Linked DNA regions of Homo sapiens: region 1 is linked to region 2. A link is an interaction called in ENCODE POLR2A ChIA-PET data of the cell type or tissue named here. Cell type or tissue: IMR-90. All regions are shown on one strand. Links, peaks and the distances in the headings refer to the core of each region. The heading gives the core; the rest is flanking DNA.

Region 1 (2,916 bases), core at 330-2,829, 130 kb after region 2:
TCCTCTGAAAGTGTTATTATTACACTGAGGTTAGGAGAGGCAGGATATCATGGGAAGGTCCTCCGGCCACCAAGTTGTCAGAGTTGCCCTCTTCATGGGGCAATACCAAGCCTGAAAAATCCCAGTGCCAGATGCTACTGCACCCACTGTCACCCCTGAAGAAGCGAGCCCTTTTCCATCAGTGAGGCCAATACAATTCAAAAATATTTAGTCTCCCTCTTTTCCTCACATGTCCCATTGTGCGGGGATGGAGGGTAGGAAAGAAGACAAGTTGAGAATCAAGGGAAGAAAGGGGAAACTGTGAGGCTGCAGCAGGCACTGTGTAAGGTCTCAATCTCTTTATTTTTATTTTTTTAGATACACGGCTCTCACTCTCTCACCCAGGCTGGAGTGCCGTGGCAGGATCATAGCTCACTGCAGCCACAAACTCCCGGGTTCAAACCATCCTCCCGCCTCAACCTCCCAAGTAATAAACCTCTTTAACTCTTGGTAACAACCAGTGAGAGAGGTTGGGGTTGTGATACCCATTTCGCAGATGAGGACCCTGGGGCGCAGTGAGGTTACCCCACGTGCTGATGAGAGCGGGGCTTCGGTTCAATCCCCAGTCCTTCTGCTTCACCGGCAGAGTGAAGTCTGAAGCCGTGTTGGGGTGGGGCCTCGGCAGGGTGGGTCCGACCATGCCAGGGGATATATATGTGAGTGTTTAGGTTCTCCAGGGTGGGCAGCCGTGTATGGGGTAGCTTGCAGCTCAGCCCACTGAGCATTTGGGAGCCTCTTATCTGCGTACTGAGAACAATGAAAGGATTCCCATGTCCACCCCCAGTTCCACCCACTGTGGGTTCTTGTGGGCCTTTTGAGTATCAGAGATCTCCGTGGCCAGGGAGCTGCCGACTCCAGCAACCTGGACCCATTCACACCAGGCTGGTGGGAGCCCCTCGCGCACTCTCCAAGCCCTGCGCTCCCCACCTGGATGGAACTGATGGGCCCCTGAGCTGGGTGGGCAATGATCTTCATGTTCTGACTCTTAGCAGCTCCACCAAGCCATTGCCTTGCGTTTAGAGAGCTCGCTGAATATTTTCTCAGAAATTAAATACACAGATTTCCCGGGTATGGTCATTTTGCCCAGGAATTTCCGCCTTTCTCCACACCCCGAACTTGTAACTGAAGAAAGGGGAAAGAAAGCCAGAGCATAGCCTTTAATGTGATCTCTACTCTTTAGCATTTACCATTCCTGCCGGGCGCCTCCCCGTCTTGCCCCTTCCCCAACCACTCCTTCCTCAGGCCAAGTGACTGCCCCAAAAGAGCAAACTTAAGAGGAGGACAGCCCATTGAGAGAAGTGAAGATGTTCCCCACAGTCATAAAAACGCGTGAATATGGTCCGAAATCATCCTCCAGGATCCTGGGAGCACAGTCTGACCCCTCTGCCCCATTTCCCCACAAGAATGCTGAGAGGGGGACGGGAGGCCTCCGTCCCCTCCCTCCCCCCCGCCAAAGGTCTGCTTTTCAGATGGAAACTTACAGCAGCTGGCGGCTCAGCCCAACTCCAGCCCCAATAGAAGGACATATTTGTGGGCAAGGGACTTCCAAGTCTTTGTCTAAGCAGATGTTTGGCTTGTGGGCTCGGCAGGCAGGCTGGCTGGCTTTCCTGCCAGCCCCACTTGGGAATTTGAAACTGCCACTCCTCCCCACTTAGTGAGCCCCATCTGAGCTGGAGGACAGGAGGGTAAGAGGCCCAGAGACAAGCCTGGGGTCATTCACCCAGAGGAATCCCTGCTCCCCACAGTCCCGCCACCCCTGGCTCAGGCACCATGGGCAGGAGCCTGGGGGCAGCCGCAAAATCACTATGGTTACCAGCTTCTCGGCATCTGCCTGCCTCTTGCTTTGCAGTGGAGATACTTTAGTGACTTTCAGGGAGATCTTTTTTTTTGTTCCAAAGAAACTTCCCTTTCTCCCACTTTTTATACTATACTATAAATACTTTTCCATGTTGCCACATGGCCTTCAACGAGCTTTTTTTTTTTTTTTTTTTTTTTTGAGTGGGCTGCATATTATTCCATTGATTAAAACAGGGATTGGTAAACTTTTTCTGTACAGGGCATATAGTGAATATTGAAGGTTTTTCAGGCCACATGGTCTCTGTCACGACTAATTAACACAGCTCTTGAAGCACTAAAGCCGCCATAGGCAATATCTAAACAGATGACCCTGGCTGTGTTCCAATCAAACTGTATTTACATAAACAGGCGGTGGGCTAGATTTGGCCCACAGATGGATGCAGTTTGCTGACCCCTGAACTGGAAGAATCATAAAGAATAGTTTTAGCTTTTTATTAATCTCTTTGGTTTTACTCAATTTTGTTTTGCTAATATGAGCTAAATGATGACGATGATGATGATGCTGTCATCTCCCATTCATTGACTACCTAGGTTATGCCAGGCACTGTGCCAGATATTTTGCATGTTATTTTACTTAATCCTAAGAATTATCCTACAAAGTATATCATCCTCCTTTTTACAAACAAGGGAATTAAAAGACACTCTTAGCAAAGTTAAACAGTGTTTTCAAACTTCAGGTCACAATCCGTCAGTGGGTAATACATCAATTTAGTGGACTACAACCAGAATTTTTTTTAACTGAAAAGGGAAGAGTGTTTCAGGAGTAGTAAATATTTTTCCAGGAAGCTTTTTTTTTTCAGGAGTGTGTGTGTGTATGTGTGTGTGTGTTGGATCAGGACGTGTAATGTATTTGCTACTGTGGATTACAGACAAAAACAAAAATTTCAAAAAACAAAGCTGAGGAAATTGTCTAGTCACCTAGATGGTGAGTAGTTAATCCAGAACTAGGATCCAGACCTGCCTCACTCCAAACCTGACACAGACTCTAATTAACAGGTGTTCCCATCTCTGGAGCACCCA
Region 2 (2,916 bases), core at 268-2,767:
TTCTCCCACTAAAATGTCAGCTCTTTGAAGGTTGGGATTTGTCTGTCATGTTCAATTTCTGACTCCCAGTATAAGAACAATGTCTGGCTCAGTAAACACTCACCAAATAAATGAATGAACAAATTAGTAAATTTTATAGAGCTCATGGAAGTCAGCCAACCAAACCTTTTTTCTGCCTCTAACAGAACAGCCAAAAGCAATGTGGTTTTATAAATTTCAACAAAAAGCTCATTAAAAAATCCTTTGTTTTATAATGCAAACCTTATTTGTCAGAAAACTTGAGTATTCGCTTCCTAAACTTGTAGTTTTATAGTTAAGACTTTTTTTTTGGCTATATTGTCAGTAAAAAGATTTTTTTTTATTGCAGCACTAGCCAGTTTACGGTTTGTTTCCTTTTGTGCTGACAAGTCACACTAAAAAAATCTGTCACATAATTTTGTGCCACTCCGGTGGTCTAGAATAAATTATCCAAATGTGGACAGTATGACCACCATTCTAGCGATGCATCACAGAGTCACATAATATTAGGGACAGGAGAAATCTTCTTAAATATGAAAGGAACTGCAGACCAAATTGGTTGAGGGAATCATTGAATATCACTTGGCAAGTTGGTGTCAGGACTGGGACTGAACTCCAGTTCTCACTGATGGTGGTAAGACTCCAGCTCTTCTTGAGGTGTTCACAAACAATCACAGCATTATGCATCTGTGGCACAAAGCTGTGAAAATGCACTCTCTGGGAACCATGAAGAAGGAAAAAGATGTCTCTAATTTACCTGTCCTAACTTCTACCTCTAGACTTACCACCCAATTCTGGGATGAATGGGCATGACTTGAAGCTAAGTATATCAGATAGATTTTGTTGCATAACAAACTACCCCTGAACTTAATGGATGAAAACAATAATCATTTATTTAGTGCATGGTTCTAAGAATTGGCAACTTGGGCTGGGCTCTGCTGGAAGATTCTTCTGGTCTCAATTCACTTATGCGTCAGCTATCAGCTACTGGTTTAGCTAGGAAGCTGTTTCTGGGGATTGGCTGGTGGTTTTAACGAGCATGATGGAAGAAGCTGGGTCATGTGTCTATTATCATCTGGAAAGCTAGACAGTAAGATTGATCTCTACGTAGTTCCTTGAGCTTCAGTTTTCTTATCTGCAAAATGAATATATGTAATAAATTGTTGGAAGGATTAGTCATAAAATATAAAGCATGCCCGGCACAGCACTTAAAACAGTCACCATTGGCATCTTTACAAACCCTTTTAATAATTTCAACTGATCCCAGGTAACATGTTTAATATTTCTACTTTTCACTCACAGGCAAGCCCTCCTCTCTCAACAATGACTCTGTGGCTCTCTAACCCACTTCTTTTTCCCTTTCATTCTAAAAACAAGCCATGTTTGGTCACCAAATAGAAACCAAGCATCACACCCAATCTATTTCAAGTCTGATAGTATCCAGCCCAGCCGTAGGCAAGAGTGGAGTGGAAGGGAAGTGGTAAACCGAGCATCACACCCAATCTATTGCAAATCTGGTAGTATCCAGTCCAGCCTTAGGCAAGAGTGGAGTGGAAGGGAATGCTGAGACCCATGGGGCCAGGTCTCAGGAATAGGCAGCCAGGGACCAGTTCTAGGAGTCACTGGGAGGCATCTTGGCCCAGGCTAGGAGGCACCTAGAAAGGAGTACACCAATATGAGAAAATAGATGCACTGACCTGGAAATAGCCATTCTCTGGAAGAGTCTCAGGCTGATTTGACTTCTTAATTTTGCCAGAAGCAACTTGCCAGCCTGCAGCAGTTTTCAAGGCCTTGCAGGCAGGTCTAAGCATTCTTTTGCTCACTGCTCCTAAAAGGACATCTGCCAATTTTCTCAATATTGCCAGTGTGGATATTCATTTATTGTAGCTCTAATTTATATTTTCTAGCCTTGAGTATGAGATGATTCTTCCTTGCAGGCCTGCACCAATCAGCTCCTTGAGCCCCTTCCCTAAGAAGCTGGGGCCAAAAACCACCCAGAGGAAGGCTCATCCTGAAGGACCTATCCTCATAAACACACCAAGGGCCCCCTGCCCAGCGAAGAGCAGCTTTTCATAAGAACTAAATGAAGGTGCTACATTTTTTTTTCAAAATTAGAACATTCTTATTAACAAAAAGCACTCTCTATGTTTTATTTTCACTCAGTTGTGAATTTGTTCTTGCTAACTAAAAAATAAAATGAGGTACAATGGGTCATAAGAAGTAATATACCCTCCCCCTTCCCAGTCTAGCAACACCTAATTATTCCATTGGAATTGAAGTGATAGCTTTTGCATTCAAGGTGATGAGACCACAAACACCCACCAGCATAAGCTAACATAAGGCATCAATGTCTCTGGAATTACATGGCTATTTGCAAGGGATAATTAAGTATTTTAACAAGCACATTGTGCTTTCCCTGTGCAAGTCATTGCTCTGAATGCTTTACAAGCACCAATTCTTGGAATCTTTGCAGTAGCTCTAAGAGACAAGTATCAGCCACATTTTGCAGATGAAGCAAACGAAGCACAGAAAAATGGAGTTACTTGCCCAAGGTCACACAGTCAGTGGCAAAACAGGATTTGGTGCAGGCTGGCTGGCTCTAGTGTCTGTGTGCATAGCCACTACCCTATGCTGCAAACATCCTGACTAGAACTTTCCACCACACCTGGGAAAACATGACCACCACCAGGACTATAGTGGAATCCACAATCTCAGAACATCAAGCTTGAGAACTTCTGATGGCCACTCTGAGATACAGCACCACTTCCAAGTCAGTCAGCCCTGACCCTTGAGCCCAGACCAGCTCTCAGTTCTTGATCTTCGCTCAGTCAACTCACCTCACAAACCCTCAGCCCTGGCTGCTGTGAGGATTCAAAGGGATACCACTTTCAAAGCATT

What was found. Peaks named below come from ENCODE experiments on the same cell type or tissue, not always from the same donor. Only the 100,000 strongest peaks of a DNase experiment are listed, where the experiment ranks them.
Region 1: POLR2A ChIA-PET joins it to region 2 with 5 read pairs; 2 of 35 experiments call an interaction of 5 or more read pairs at or near these places.

Annotation. Positions count from the first base shown.
Region 1 is chr3:8,553,706-8,556,621 of GRCh38, forward strand. All of the region lies in intron 4 of LMCD1 (LIM and cysteine rich domains 1), which reads left to right. Among named protein-coding and RNA genes, the nearest start is that of LINC00312, 17 kb to the right of the region's middle. In IMR-90, for the core only: no CTCF peak of the experiment used is centred there; a DNase peak (open chromatin) is centred at 1,486; H3K27ac peaks cover 1,478 bases.
Region 2 is chr3:8,423,514-8,426,429 of GRCh38, forward strand. The region is part of intron 3 of LMCD1-AS1 (LMCD1 antisense RNA 1); the gene reads right to left. Among named protein-coding and RNA genes, the nearest start is that of LMCD1-AS1, 77 kb to the right of the region's middle. In IMR-90, for the core only: no CTCF peak of the experiment used is centred there; no DNase peak of the experiment used is centred there; H3K27me3 peaks cover 166 bases.